Regions from separate parts of the Mus musculus genome. Here region 1 is linked to region 2. Evidence: chromatin loops called from intact Hi-C (ENCODE). Cell type or tissue: left cerebral cortex. All regions are shown on one strand. Each heading gives the region's core, and the rest is flanking DNA. Links, peaks and the distances in the headings are about the cores only.

Evidence for each region. A loop is a pair of places that touch in the nucleus more often than their neighbours do. Peaks named below come from ENCODE experiments on the same cell type or tissue, not always from the same donor. Only the 100,000 strongest peaks of a DNase experiment are listed, where the experiment ranks them.
Region 1: it touches region 2 in a loop (2.1-fold over the local background); 2 of 42 quality-filtered maps call a loop at or near these places.

The regions. Positions count from the first base shown.
Region 1 is chr12:70,936,102-70,944,177 of GRCm38, reverse strand. Actr10 (ARP10 actin-related protein 10) reads right to left here and starts at 6,321. Exons shown (of 13, transcript NM_019785.2): 1 at 6,147-6,321; 2 at 3,308-3,380; 3 at 1,837-1,919; 4 at 661-769. The coding sequence starts at 6,223. In left cerebral cortex, for the core only: no CTCF peak of the experiment used is centred there; DNase peaks (open chromatin) are centred at 3,749 and 6,375; H3K4me3 peaks cover 1,357 bases; H3K27ac peaks cover 1,116 bases.
Region 2 is chr12:70,994,888-71,002,963 of GRCm38, reverse strand. The region is part of intron 3 of 3110056K07Rik (RIKEN cDNA 3110056K07 gene); the gene reads left to right. It overlaps Psma3 (proteasome subunit alpha 3), which reads right to left. Exons shown (of 11, transcript NM_011184.5): 11 at 7,087-8,076. Among named protein-coding and RNA genes, the nearest start is that of 3110056K07Rik, 17 kb to the left of the region's middle. In left cerebral cortex, for the core only: no CTCF peak of the experiment used is centred there; a DNase peak (open chromatin) is centred at 3,282; H3K27ac peaks cover 478 bases.

The DNA of each region.
Region 1 (8,076 bases), core at 1,532-6,531, 59 kb after region 2:
CAATTGAGAAAATGCCTCAATAAGATCAGGCTCAATTGGTGAGCCTGTAGAACATTTCTTAATGACTGATGGGTTAGAAGAGACTCAGCCCACTGTGGGCTGGTAGTCCTGGGTTCTCTAAGAAAGCAGGATGAGCCAGCCATGAGAACAGCTAGTAAGCAGCATATCTCCACAGCCTCTGAATTAGTTCCTGCCCTGACTTCCCTCAGTGATAGACTGTTAGCTGGAAGTGCGGGCATAATAAACCCTTTCCTCCCTAGTTGCTTTTGGTAATGGTGTTTCATCACAGCAACAGAGACCTGATGAAGACAGAAGGTGGAACCAGGTTGTGGGGAGCAGCTGTGATGGACTGGAAGGACTTTGGAACTTTGAGCTAGAAGGCCTCTGAGTGTTAAGAGCTCAAATGGACTGTTCTACTCTAGAAGACTGTTGAAAAGCAGTGCAGGTGATGGAGGCTTGGGCAAGGCAAGATCACAAGTTTAAGGTCAGCCTCAGCTATACAGCAAGTTTGAGGCTAACTTCAAAAATGTCAAAAATAAATGAAAAAATAGGGTGGATAAATGATTAAGAAAGAGACTGGGCCGCTGGCCTCTACAAATGCCATATATACATGTGCACCCAAGTATACACACACACATACACACAAATAAAAACAGGTACCTCAAAATATTTAAAAAGAACACGAGTCAGAGTCTCTCTGAAGTGGGAAGGACATAACACCGACTCGATAACCACAACGCGGCGGTCTCTGGGATTCACCAACAGATGCCTGGAAAAGAAAACAGAGCTCTGTACTTTTTTGGGTAAGTAATGCAAGTTAAGAATAAACTGTTTTTCATATGTTAAGATGCTTTATGACAAAAATATGCCTTTATTTTATCCTTCCAGGAATACGATGTTTCTGAGTTCTTAGACTGTGCTAAGTGCTGTAGCAGGAACTAAAGCCATTAATTATCATTACCACCATTAGCCACTACACAGAGGTTTTCTTTTGTGAATTTGTAAAAGTAGTAAGTATAAGCTCACAAATTTCAGTCATAATAGACATTAACTTGGAAACCACAAGAGTTTAATCCATTTATTGCCCAGAAAGTATTAAAAATGATCTTTATTATTTTTTTATTCTGGATGTATAAACACATATTTAAGCATGAATATGCATTCTATAGTTGTTCTTTAGTGTGTTCTTTTCATTTTTAATACATCTTATTTTTCTGATTCACTACATATGGATATGGAACAACCACCCACCCTATTTTGCTGACAGGTCTCAGAGTTAATCAGAAAGTGCTGTACCACTAAGCAAAAGGCCTCCGACCCCAATAATAACTGCACAGTGTTTTACCATATGGATAGTACACAATTTACTTATCTGTCTGTCTGTCTGTCTGTCTTTTACGGACAGACAGGACTTGGCTGAGGTTTATTCACAGGCTGCCAGTCCCTTTATTAAGAGGCACTTGATTTGCCTTCAATGTCTTACAATTTTCAGTTCTCTAATCATCAGCTATGTTTTTCCAAAGGCTAAAGACAGAGATGGCAAGATGGCTCAGGGGTGAAGGCAGACATAGCCAAGCCTGAGCTTGACCCGTGGGACCGGTGTGGAAGGAGAGAACTGATGTCCACAAAGCACCCTCTGACCTCCATACACCTCAGGACCCAGAGACATGCACAGCCACAAACAAATTCTTAAAAATAGTTTAAACACCCAAAGGTTGAAGATAAACAAAACTGGCGCTGGACTCCAATTTTCTTTTTTGTATCAGATGCAATAACCAAGCACTCCTATAACTGCCATTAGGGAAAAACCAACCCTGAAATAAAGTTTCATCTTACCTGAAATACAGTATGTGGATGAATTCCTTTAGGTAGGAATATAATTCTTCTGTATTGATATTATACTGAACAACTTTGATTGGCTGGAAAAAATTAAAATGATTTCTTATATTAACAATACTGTGTGCTTTTTATTTACTAATATATTTTCTCATCATAAATGAAATTTATATTAAGAATATAAAAAACTAAAAACTGATTAACCTTAGTGTAGCTTAACTGGTGGACGTGCATAGCATATGCAAAGCCCTGGGATCAACACAACATTGCATAAATGCATAAAACTCGATGTGCTAGTGCATGCCTAAAAACAGGCAGAAGACCCAAGTTTAAGGTCATCAAGCTAACCTGAGTTAGACAAAACTTTATCTCAAAAATAACATAAAACAAAACAAAACAAAAAACAAAACAAAAAAAAAACAACCCAAACAAAACAAATATCCCCCACAAAGGGTAATCTCTTCAATTAGGGATTTCAATGAACAGGCAATGGATAAAAGAGAAGGTAATTTTAACGGTATAAATAGAAGTGTGTGTCTACAAGTAAGTACACAGAACAGAGCTTATAAGATTTTTGTCTTACTTCATCTGACTTATCATTTGGGCATGACTAATGATAAAAATTCAGAATAGCTGGGCATTGGTGGCGCACACCTTTGATTCCAGCACGTGGAAGGCAGAGGCAGGTGGATTTCTGAGTTTGAGGCCAGCCTGGTCTACAGAGTGAGTTCCAGGACAGCCAGGACTACACAGAAAAACCCTGTCTCAAAAAACCAAAAAACCAAAACCAAAACCAAAACCCCTTAGAATTGCCTAAGAAGCATAAAGAGGGCTGGAGAGATGGCTGAACAGGTACAAGCACTGGCTGCTCTTACAGACATTCGAGCTTGGTTCCCAGCAAGCACACAGTAGCCCACAACTGTAACAGCAGTTCCTGGGTATCTGACACTCTCTTCTGGCTTTCAAGAGCACTGCATGTTTGGAGGGAACTTAAGTATGTGCAGGTAAAACACAAAGTAAAAATAAATCTTAAAAAAAAAAAAAGAAAAAGAAAAAGAATCTTTAAAAACAAAAGGTAGCAAAGGCTTCCTCAAATATTCTAGACTTAGTTCATCTCCTGGATTATATGGTTGTTGCACATCATGATTAAATTCATGCCACATAAGATTAGGCCTCAACAAAGTTGACTTAAAAAAACTCTTGAAATTGTATCTTACTTTATTTTTCTAATTTTCACATCTTAGTACTTATTAATGTTAGTGTGTGTGCATGTGTGCATGCATGCTCTATGATGTGTCACAGCCCTTGGGTGGCGGCGGTCGGATGACAACTCTGTGGAAGTGGTTCTCTCTTTCTACCTTTATGTGGGTTCCGAGCGTAAACCTCAACTGCCAGGCTTGTTCAACAAGCACCTTTCCATACTGAGCCACCATGCCAGTCCATAGTTTTCTGTTTGTTTTAAAAAAAATACCTTAGACATGCCAGCTCTTTTTATCACACTAGGAATTATACATCGTGGACCAGTTTCTCCTGCGAATCCACACCTGCAAAGAAATGGAAAATTACATACTCAACTTATAACCTTTTTTCTAAATATCTGCCAAAGAAACAATGGCCACAAAAACATCTGGAAATATCTCTGATGCACTTAAAGGGTCAAAGAAAAAATATAAAAATAACATTTATTAAGTTTACATCACACATTAAAGGAAGAAGCAAAGTATATACAAATTTTTATATTGAAATAAGCCAGTGTCTCATTTTAAGGCAGATTTCATTTTCCTCCTCTTTTATAAGACATTTATTTTTATAACCCTGGATCTACACTATGTGACTTCCTTCTGACAGTCGTGTATTACTCAGTGAGAGGCTGTGAGAAGCACATTGTTGGGTGGCTTAGTTATTTTGCAGCATCCTAAAAGCATACTTACATAAACCTAGAAACACAGTGGGCTGCACATAAAGCTATGTCCGTGATTGTTGTTTGACGACACACTTTTAGAACATGTTGCCATACTAAATACTGCAGGCAAGTATAACTCAAAGGTGTTTGTATACTTAAGTATATAAAAACATACAAAAGGTAAGTGGTTGTGTACCTAAATGCATCTAAACATGGAATAATAGGAACTACAATTATTCAGAATAAAGAAACTCTGGTCATAGACAACCCACATGTGATACTGAAGAGCCATGACATCATATATGTGATCTCTCATTGACAGAAATGTCACTCACCACACGGCACATGAATAATCTCTTCATTCTCTTCTTAGTTTTAATATTAATAAAGTACTATTACTAATAAAGTAACCGTTAGCATGTTACTTAAGACTTTTTTTTCTTTAATCATTTTATGTGTATAAGTGTTGTGCCCATATGTGTATGTATGTGCACTACATACGCGCCTGGTGATCACAGAGGTCATTAGATTCCCTGGAACTGGAATTGTGAGGTAACTGTGAGCTATCTGACATGGGTGCTGGGAACTGAACCCAGGTTCTCTGAAGAGTAGCAAGTGCTCTTACCCACTGAGCTGGCTCTCCAGCCCCAAGACTATCTTCTTAAACTATGAGAATCTGACAATTATAATCATTTCATATATGATGAACTCAAACAAGCCTACACTCACACTAGGACATGGACACTGGTTTTATTAGTATTTATTTCCTGTGTTTATGTGCATGGGTGCGTGAATGACACAGTGCACATAGGAAGGGGAGAAGACAACTTGTGGGTCTTGGTTTAAGCCAAGCACAGTAGGCACATGAACAATGCCAGCACTCAGGAGGGCAGAGGCACTAGGACTAGAAGTTTGGGGCAGCTTGGGCCACACTGGACACTATTTCAAAAAGAAAAAAAAAACAAAAAGAGAAAAGAAAAGAAAAAGAAAAAGAGAAAAATTAGTAGTCAGTGCCACATTTCTTTTGTGCTGGAAAAAAGGTTGCTAAAATGACCATATTGGAAATCACACCTTTTTTTTTTTTCTTCCCCCGCCTGGGCACTGTTCCCCTGTGCCTAGACATCTCTCTCCATTTTCACTTCAATGTTACTTATATTCAGTGCTCCTCAAAGTCCTCAAGGACTTTGTAATGATGTAGCTTAAGTTCTGCCTTTGAAAACTTTTATGTCCTTCTGTCTTCAATCACATCCCTATATAATAATTTATATTTTCAATGTATAGCCACAATAATTATTTTCAGGTAGTAATCTCTACTTATTATATTAATGTTTTTTAAAAAAGTAAGATGAATATGGGAGAGTCAGAGAAGGAGAGGATAATCAAGAACTATGTTTAATCCAATTCTGTAGCTTCTAAGGACCAATTTTTAAGTCTGTTCTTATGACCATTTATTTAATAGTTGCTTAACATCTATTACAGGTTAGGAAGTGTTTAAAATATGCAAAAATAATCCACACATCTGTTTCATATATAACTTCACCTCAAACACATAATATGTATATATGATGGAACTCTCAGCTTTCTGGAGCCTAATATGTATTTCATACACAACATCACTTTATATATACATATATGTCATGTAATTCTGTGTTGTTCTTGAGTCCAATACAAGGACTCTTAAATGGATGGTCCAAAGAACTTAAAACCGTCCAGCATCCTCTCATACTGTCCAGATGTTCCAAGGCTTGTGAATTTGTGTTTTGCTATCTCTACCTTTGACTGCCACTTCGAGGACCACTACTCCCGTGCTTACAAACTGCTTTTTTAAAGTGCAAAATGTGGGTCTAAGAGTATTATAAGGTAACCAACAATTTCCCGTCTCATTTCTATGCGGCTTCCTGTCTTCATGTGCCAGGGCTCCATAGCTGATTTCCTACACTCCTGGAGAACAATCTATTTCCAGAACCAATGGGGCTCCATCCCATAAATGTTTTATGGTGGAAAGAGTCAGCAAGCGTTACAATTCGATGGTTTCCTTCCAATCTGACCCAGCCAGAGGCAAGCACAATCTGGGTCATCGCTGTCAAAAGTTAAAGTGATGGCCCCTGATCACCTTAGACGGGGGTGGGGTGGGGGACACCGTTCCCCGAGCTTCCTGGGCTTCTCTAGGAGTCCAGATCCCACTCAGGCCACCAGATCCTACAGGTTCGCATTGCCCAAGAGAGTCCTCCCTGACAACACATTCATCACTGAGTGTGGACTGAGCTTTGCCTTAAGGCAACGATGTGAGCTAGCATTCGCGGGATCGCCGGGGGAAGGTCCCGGGTGCCCAGCGGGCCTAAAGACGGTTGCCAGTCCGGGACCACCGGCACGTCCCTCGGGCCCACAGCCGCCCATGGCCACTCACTTGGTGAAAGCTTCTCCTAGGTCGATCACGACTGCTGTCTTCTCGCCGCCGCTCCCAAGGCCCTCGTAGAGCGGCATCTTTGAGAGACCGACGTAGAGAGGGTGAAGTGGTCCGCCCGGCGGGGGGGCTGCCTCAGCGCGGGGGCGGGGCGGGGTCCTCACAAAGCCGAGGACCCGGGCTGGCCAAGGAGAGGCCTGACGTCGCGGAGGCCGAGGCGGTCAGGCGCGCCGGACACCTTAGAGGGGCGGAGCCTCCCGGGTCCTCTCGCTCAGCGGCCGGGGGCGCCTGCGCGGCGTAGTAAGGATTTTTAGCGGCTTAGGAGGGGAGGCAGGAACTTGAGATCGCTTTCTCATTCTCCAGTTCTGTGTTGGTCGTTTATCATGACATTTAGTCGCCGCAATGAACACACAAGATAGAGTCTGCTCAGAAGAGATTGGCTTTCACTCTCCCCGAAGCAGTTCTAGAAAAGGATCCTAAGATCTAAATTCAAAACTTGGATTGGGAAGGCGGAAATGCTCCTTAATTACAGCAGTATTTGTGGTGGTTTACATGCGAACGCCCCCCCCCCCCCCCCCCCCGCGCGCCTAGGCTCATCTGTTTGAATGCTTAGTCACCGAGGACTGGAACAGTTTTGGAAGGATATGGAGATTTGACCTTGGAGGAGGTGTGTCACTGGGAGTGGACTTTGGGGTTTAAAAAGCCCACACTAGGCGCAGCTCTCTCCTCCCTGCCTCCTCTGCCCCCAACCCCCACCCCGGACCCTTGTTGCCTGGCAATTAAGATGTAAAGCTCTCAGCTACTGCTTCATTGCCATGCCTGCCCGCCACCCCACCCCCCCATCATTAACTAAAACTGTAAGCAGGTCCCCGATTGACGATTCCTTTTATAAGAGTTGTCTTAGTCATGTTGTCTCTTCCCAGAAATAGAATAGTTACTAAGACAGCAGTTCTTGCCTGTTGCTGGGGAGATTGATTGGATTTCTAGAAGAGGAGAAACCAGGTGTCATGGTGGCAAGATGCAAAGATATGATCAAAGCATATACATGAAATCGAGAACAAATAAATAAAAATTTAATAAGGAGAATATCGTGGTTATTTTAGCAGAAAGAAAAAAAGAATGAACACAAAACAAATATATTCCTTAATAATCTCAGATGTTTGAATGGAACCTCTTGTGGAGTATTTTTTAAAAAGAAAGATTTAAGAGTACATTAAAAAAACAAACAAACAAAAAAAACCCTGATTTATTTCTCTTGCTGGCTGGAAGCAAAGAATGTTGACCCAACTGAAAAAACTGTCCAGACAGTCTGCAAAAGAGACATTTTCTCACAGTCATCTAACAAAAATCCCAGCACTGGGCAAGGAGATGCTGTTTGAGCAGTTTGTCAGAGATGTCCAAGAAACTCCCCAAACAAGCTTTGCTGTTGCTCTTAGTTGCATTGCAGAGGTTGAGGATAAGTCGTTGTTGCTAAGACACCATGCACTTTAGACAGAGGACCCAGAGGTTCTAACCAGAAAGCCTCCTCCCTGAGAACTAGCTTTCATGGTACCAGAAGGCTCCATACAAGCTTTCAAAGAAGGGAAACCAGTCTTACCCAACCATGATATTCATAAACAGACACACACAAGCTGGTGTGTGTGTGTGTGTGTGTGTGTGTGTGTGTGTGTGTAATGAGATTAAAGAAACAGAGACCATCGATTTGAGAGAGCAAAGGTGTGGCACAGGAAGGGTTAGAGCGAGGATGGAAACGAAAAGAGGTGAACAATGTATTTGCATTTTAATTTGAAAACTGAAGATAATAGAAACTGTTCAAACAAGAACATTAAAACAGCCAATAAACTATGTTCAAGCCTGAAACATGCTTAACCTGTGTGACCTTTGATCTTCATCTTCTCAGTCCCTTTCTCACTGCAAACCTATGAAATACTGC
Region 2 (8,076 bases), core at 1,142-6,141:
ACATACCATTTGGAAGTTTAACATGCTTGGGTCAAAGTCTTTTGGGTCTTTTGTTGTTTGTTTTTTTGTTTTGATTAAGGGACAGGGTTTCTCTGTGTAGCCTTAGCTGTCCTGGAACTCACTCGGTAGACCAAGCTGGCCTGGTCAAGCTCTGCCTGCCTCTGCCTTTCCAGTGCACTATGCACCACCACCACCACCACCCATGAATGGATAGAGGAGATCTTGGGACTACACTTCAGATTACAGGAAGTTTTTGAGATTATAGCCAATGAAATGGCAAGGGTTCTTGATATTCTAGCCAGACAACAAACTGAAATGCAGGATCATTTATCAAAATCCATTGGCCTTAGACTGCTCACTTCCTCTGAAAAAGTTGTTCATGGACTATTCAACCTAAGCAACCACTGCTTAGATATAGATGATGCAGGAGAAGCTACTGGGGAGATGACAGATGAAATGAGGACAGCTGCTCACGTCCCACACAGACTTAGAATGGCTGAAGCCCAGATAGCTTGTTTAGAGGATGGGCTTCAACTGTGGGGCAGTTCAAGTCCTTCCTACGTGGCAGGCTTTCATTATTAGTCTGTGGGAGCTTGTACTTGAAGTCCGTACTGCAGAAATGCAAGTGGAAATGCCGAGGTTCACTGGCCAGCCATTCTAGCCTTATTGGTGAGCTCCAGGCCAGCGTAAAACCCTCACCTCTGGATTTAAAAACAAACATCCTGGTAAATCACCTAGAAATGAAACCGCTTGAGGAATTAAGCCATATTAAGAGCATTTGGGGATAGAACACTTGAGACTATTCACACATTAGTAAGTTTTATTCGATTGTTGTTTTTTAAAAGATAGTATAACTATCAAAGGGATTTTTGGATAATAAATGATATTTTGCAGATCTTTACTATTGCTAGTAGTAAACTGTAAGAAAACGGTAAAGACTGAGGGTTCTTTGCTTTGCCCTCTTGCCATTAACTGGATATATAGGCCCTGTGTCTCGCTAAGTACATAATCCCCCTCTGTTAGTTTTTAATGTCAGTTTGTTACAACCTAGCACCTCAGAAGAAACCTCAAACAAAAAATTGCCCTTTTCAGAGAAACTCAAACAAAATTGCCTCCATCGGGATTGCCTGTGAGCACGGCTGTGAGGAATTTTCTTGCCTTTTAACTGCTATCCATGGGCCCAGTCCGCTTAGGCATTACCATCCCCTGGGCAGTATATCTGAAGAAGCTAGCTAAGTATAGACCAGAGAGTGAGCCAGCATTCCTTCATGGTTTCTGCTTCATTTCCCCTTTGAATCTCTGCCCTGACTTTCTTTAGTGATGGACTGTGTCCTAGGAGTAGAAACTGAACTTTAGTCTTTTGTTTCCTCTCCAAGTTGCTTTTGCCGTGGTGTTTATCGCAGTAGCAGAAAGCTGACGAGGACACCACCTGAGTGCTTTTGGTTTTAATCTCAATGCCTCATGCTTCTATGTATGAAATGAGGCCTAGCAACAGGAACTCCTATTACTAGAAGTAGGGTCTTATTTTATGAGGATATTTGCTTGATCTGGAGTTGCCGTGAAATTAATTGGTCAGGGCTTGGCCTTGAGAATTAGGAAAATTGAGAGTGCTGGGAATAGAGCAGTAAGTGAAAATACCAGGTTTGTAGTAGGAGTGCATAGATATGAAGAGGCCAATCTATAATCTAAGCTGGAGATTTCCCAGAACTCCGGCCAGCAGGATGGCTCAGCAGGTAGACTGATCCGGAGCCTGGTCCATGTGGGGGAGAGGGGACAGGCTACTGTTGGTGGTTCTCTCACCTGACATGCGATGTAGCTCACACATGCGCGTGGGTTCACAGCTGCACACTTACACATTCCATACACACACTAAGTAACTGTGCTCACATTTAAGTCCCAGAATTTTCACAGTAATTCCACAAGATAATGGTATTGAATATGCATCCGAATTCAGAAACCCTGGATTTGAAAAAAAAAGCCACATTCAAATCACAAGCTTGTGCTCATTGGCTGTGACCTGGAGTATATCATAGAATTAAATTTTACGTTAAGAGTGTTTCATTTGCGGCTATTAATATTTCAGGATTCTAATCTAGCAACTTATTTCTTCAGATAGGAATTTATAGACATATTTCTTACTATGTCCATCTATCCCTAAAAAAGTTAAGAACCCCTGAGAATCAGAAATAGCTTTGACAGAATAGTTTTAGATTTGCAAACGTTGCTGGTATCCATCCTCCTTAGGAACAAATCCTCAGGCTTGCATGCCCCACCTGCCTTAGTCTTAGGGAGGGAGGGAGGGAGGGAGGGAGGGAGGGGCATTGGCACCTTGAGTGGCTGGCCCTGAGTGCTTTACCCTGAGCCAGAGGTTCACTTGCTCTTATTAGCTGCAGTAGGAGATACTGAAATTAGAGCAAAACAAGATTGCACTGTGAGGCAGAAGTGGGCAGGTCTCAGAGTTTGAGGCCAGCCTGGTCTACACAGTGAGTTCCAGGCAGGCTTGGGCCCTGTAAGACATGCTGTCTCAAAAAATTTACACCGAAGTTGGGTATTCCATGTAATTGGTCTCCTTCCTGACTTTTTGTTCATTTGTTTGACACTTGCTGGGGATTTTGATGTATTGGTGTGCTGTTGTTTTGTGGTGGTGGTGGTGGTTTTAGGGGTTGTTTTGTTGGTTGGGTTTTGTTTTGGGTTTTTTGTTTTTTTTTGGCCGTTTTGTGGGGGAGGGGTTGCTTTTGTTTTTGGGACAGGGTTTCTCTGTGTAGCCTGGGTAGTTCTGGTACTCACTGAGATCCACCTGTCCCTGCCTTCCATAACCACCTAGTTAGGCCATTTTAATTGCTACAGCTTAAATTTTGAGATGTAAGTAAATTGTCTACTTATGGAGTTATTTCAAATACGTCAGTAATCAAGGTAAAAGATACTCCAATTTTTCTCAAAGCAAATGAGAATTCTGTTATTCAAAAATGTGTTTTTTTTTTTACATGAAATTGTAAGGTACTTCCAGTGTCTATATACTATATGGCTCTGTTATTGTCTTGGTCAGAGTGGGTAGGGCAGGGAATTTTTATGCAATGAAAAGCCATCTCCTATTGCTTTCTTCATGTGTCACGATATTGAAACCAATTTACTGGCTTCCTCCCAGGTTTGAAGTTCTGTATTTTATCTTAGTCAGAAAGCACTAGGCTGTGCACAGTAAATTCTTTGACCACAATTTTGCTTCTCTTTCTCACTGTGTACTTCCTGTTTTGTCAAATTTCCATTTAGGGAAAAGAATGGGTTTTCGAGTAAGCGAGTTTGAGCTTCACATTTAAAACTTCTCCTGAAGTTCACTTGGAAGCCATCCAGAGAGCTGGGGGAGGGAGGAGGGGAGCACTTTATTTCTCTAAAGCAGAGTCGTTTTCAGGAAGCTTCATTGGCTTGCTGTCATGAGACTAAAGGAAGGAAGAGCCGTTTTTGTTGACAGTGTGCAGTGTGCAGCATGTTTGGAGCTTGAGAATGAGTGATATTCCCTGTGAAGGAAGGCTCTGTGCAGACTTCCATAAACTTGTAAGAACAGCATGCAGCCACGTTAGTCCACTTCCAGTGGGTACAAGTTCAAGTTCATAGGTTCATTAGCGTGCAAATGGGCTTCATGGCCAATCTGTGCTATCTTTTGAATGTGAATCACAGTAAGTCGTTGTGAAGTTCATTTGCCGCTGAAAAAGTGAGTTGCAAACCAATTATTTGTCACCTTTTAACCCTGTGATCACCTAGCAAGCTACTAACAGTCAGCAGAGCCTACCTGGGCTGCAAACCAAATCCTACTTCCTTGCTCTTCAGAGACTTGCAACACCAAGCTCCTCTATAGAACTTTCTTTGACCAAATTAAATTAACCTGGGCTGCTTTTATGTCAAAACTTTTCTCCTTGGCCCATCAATAAAATAAGAAAAATCCCTTTCTAGTCCCAGACCATTATTGAACAATAATGTAATTTCCTGTGTTGTTCCCTGGCCTCTTGTCCACCTTTGTGTTTGAAATGTTCCCCTAACACCCTTATGGTGCCCTCGTTGTGCACCTAGGTGGAATCATAAAGAATTTGAATGGGCTGGAGAGATGGCTCAGGGTTAAGAGCACTGACTGCTCTACCAAAGGGCCTGAGTTCAAATCCCAGCAACTACATGGTGGCTCACAACCACCTGTAATGAGATCTGACAACTTCTTCTGGGGTGTCTGAAGACACAGATACAGTGTAATAAAAAGAATTTGAACAATTTTTGCAATTAATTTTTTACTAGATATTTCTCCCTCCCTTTTTTCCTCTTATGTACTCTTGTGACATATCTGTGTCTGTCACACACACACACACACACACACACACACACACACACAGAGGTCTGCTTGCCTCTGCCTCACAAGGTTTGGAATTAAAGGTATGCACCACCACCAGACTTGAGATATATTTTTCAAGTTGTTTTTCTAAATATCCACCATCCTCTACTGTTTTACCATATGTTTTACTTAATTATAAAAGCCTTATCTGTTAACCTTTTTCTAATAACTTTTCTGTTGCCCCTTTTCTAATGTGGCTTAGCTCCCCTGTAATACACAGGGGAGCAGCAGCATCAACAAAAAGGCAAATGAAATATTCCACAGTAATTAATGTTTTAAGAAGGGCTCTGTAGCCGGGCATGGTGGCACACGCCTTTAACCACAGCAATCGGGAGGCAGAGGCAGACGGATTTCTGAGTTCGAGGCCAGCCTGGTCTACAGAGTGAGTTCCAGGATAGCCAGGACTGCACAGAGAAACCCTGTCTCAAAAAAACCAACCAAACAAAAAACAGATTGCCAAGGCCTATTTTCCAGCTGGTGAACTCAGGTCTGTGGAGAAGTCTAAAGTTGGTGGTCTTAGAACTAGTTTAGGAAACACACATTTCTCCCAACTCAGTTTTTGCTTTGTAATCTTGTTAGTCACACAGGCAGGGCATACACCTATAATATACAACACCTGGGAGCATAAAAGAGGATCACTCAGAGTTTGAGGCTAGCCTGCCTACATAGGGAGAGTGTTTCCCTCTCCACCCCACAAGATAAGCTACTTTGTTTCAGTATCACCTCAGAAGTTTTTTGCCATTTATTACTGGCATTATTTATGTTTATTCTGAATTCACTGGAATTCTCATCCAACCAGTGTCCAGGAAACTCCCTGGATTCCGTTTCATGTCTTGTTGGAATTTATGTCCTCCAATTCTTAAAGCAAATTCTTAAAGCAAATATCACAATGCAGGCTTGTGATAGCCCTTGGTAATAGTTATATTTCTGCTTTTCTCACTGAGAAAGAGCTTGAAAATTTTTAACTTAGTTACAGTGGTATACATTGTAAAAGTTCAAATAACCCCTTTAAAATTGCTGCTGTCTAATGAAGATCAAAACTGTCCTACCTATCCTAAAAAAAAAAAAAAAAAACCTTTTTATTGTAAATGTATGAGTATTTTGTCCGCATGTATGTCTCTGCATGCCTGGTACCCAAGAAAGCCAGAAGAGGGCGTTGGATCCCTTGGAGCTGAGTTTACAGGTGGCTGCGAGCAGTCTGAGGTGGGTGCTGGGAACTGAACTCTATAATCCTCTGCAAAAGTGGCAAGCAGCTCTCTGATTCCCAGGGTCTACTCTTTTTTTGTCTTTTGGGGTTGTTTGTTTGTTTTGGGGTTTTGTTTTTTGTTTTTCGAGGCCGGGTTTCTCTGTATATCCCAGGCTGCCCTGGAACTCACTCAGAAATCCGCCTGCCTCTGCCTCTCGAGCGCTGGGATTAAAGGCGTGCGCCACCATGCCCGGCCTCAGTGTCTACTCTTAAGAAAAATGTTCTATATGAACCAGAAAGATAAATATAGTAATTTACCCTTCAAGGGGTGAGATGATCAAAAAGGAACATTTTAATGTTTTAAATATACAAAGCACAATATAGTTACCTATTGAGTAATAGTTCAAATTGAATAGACAGTAGAATGAATGCCTCCCCCTGTAACTTTTAAAAAATAGCCAGATTATAGGGAGCAAGATAACAACAAGCAATTTCATCAGGATAGGGCTTTTCAGAATATTTTATAAAGGGCAGGAATCGGTTTTTATTTTGTCTTTAATCTTTCATGCTTTGACAGTTCTTAAGTCGCCTGAAGTTGAATTGGATGTATATTTTTGATTTTTAAGCCTGCCCTGGAAGTAACTCTATTGACCAAGGTGTCCTAGAACTTACAGATATACCTATCTCTGCCTCCTGAGTGCTGGGATAGAAGGCACATACCACCACTGCCTAGTTTAGAGGCTGTCATTTTTAAATCTGGCCATGTGTGGTGGTACACAGCACACTTTTAATCCCAACACTTCACTCAAAGGTAAAGGAGTTCAATGCCAATGGGGAAGAGACCTCAAAACAACAAAAACAAAACAAAGAACCATCCAGTCTACTTTGCATGAACTATAAACCAAGGTTAACTAATTTTAAGAAGAGATTAAGAGTACAATTAAAATCGACCCCAATTAGAACACAGTCTAGCAGTCCTCGGGTACGTAGTTGATCTAAGAGAACACTGACTTTCATTTCCTTAGTTTCTGTGTGTCAAAGGTTCTAAGTTTAGCTTATTGTAGTATGGCAAAATACAGGAATGTTTTTAATGCATACTTCCCAGATTCACCCTTTGATTATATGGATACAGTGGAGATGTGCCAGAATGTAAAATGTAGGTCAGCTCTAGATTACATTTCAACAGACGAATACAAACATTAGAAAACTACACATTCAAGACATTTTCACTTGGTGTATACACACACACACACACACACACACACACACAAATTTGCCACCTGTCTACAAAGGAAATTGTTTCAGAGATACTAATAATCTAAATCCAACTTTCTTTTTTCCAAGGTCATTTTAACAACAACAGAAACGAGGACCAGGTATGGTGGAGGCAGAGGCAAGGGGATCTCTAAGAATTAAAAGCCAGCCTGTTCTATATAGTAAGTCCCAGGACAGGCGGGGCTTATGTAGGAAGACCTACCCTGCCTCAAATAAACCAAAAGTACCAGAAACAAAGGAAAGGAACTCTTTCTTATCAGAGAAGTACTATAAACATTTTATTACATGAATATTTAAGCTCAATTTGATACCTTAAAGTTTTTGTTTCAAGTGCTGTACTGGATGGTTTGTGTATTAACTTGACACAGCTGGAGTTATCACAGAGGAGGAGCTTAGTTAGGGAAGGGCCTCCATTGAGACCCAACTGTAAAGCATTTTCTCAATTAGTGATCAAGTGGGGAGGGTCCCTTGTGGGCGGTGCCACCCCTGGACTAGTAGTCCTGGGTTCTGTAAGAAAGTAAGCTGAGCAAGCCAGGGGAAGCGAGCCAGTAAAGAACATCCCTCCATGGCCTCTGCATCAGTTCCTGCTTTCTGACCTGTTTGAGTTCCAGTCCTGACTTCCTTTGGTGATGAACAGCAGAATGGAAAGTGTAAGCTGAATAAACCCTTTCCTCCCCAGCTTGCTTCTTGGTCATGATGATTGTGCAGGAATAGAAACCCTGACTAAGACAGGTGATAATTTCCAGTCATAAGATATCTATGCAATCTGAAAAATAAATGCTGTCACATTTTCCACAAAAAGCTCGCTGTTCTCAGTAGTGGTTACAGAATGTCCCTACATTAAACACAACATTATTACAAGAACCACAGAATAATATGATCATTCTAGTTAAAGAAGGCTGGAGAGACGGCTCAGTGGTTAAGAGGACATGTTGCTCTTGCACAAGACCTGGGTTCAGTTCCGAGCACCCATGATTCACAGCCATCCATAACTTTAGTTCTAGATTAAAGCTCTTCTGACCTTCGTGGATACCAGGCATGGACATTGTAATATAAACATGCAAAAAAAAAAAAAAAAAAACCCACAAAAATAAATCTAAAAATTATTATTTTAATTCTAGTTAAAACAAAATGGATAAATTAACTTGTGGGCTCAATCTTTCGGCCTTAACTCTGGGCACTGCTTTTTTTTTTTTTTTTTTTTTTTTTGAATACTAGCCTTGAACTCAAGAGGTCCACCTGC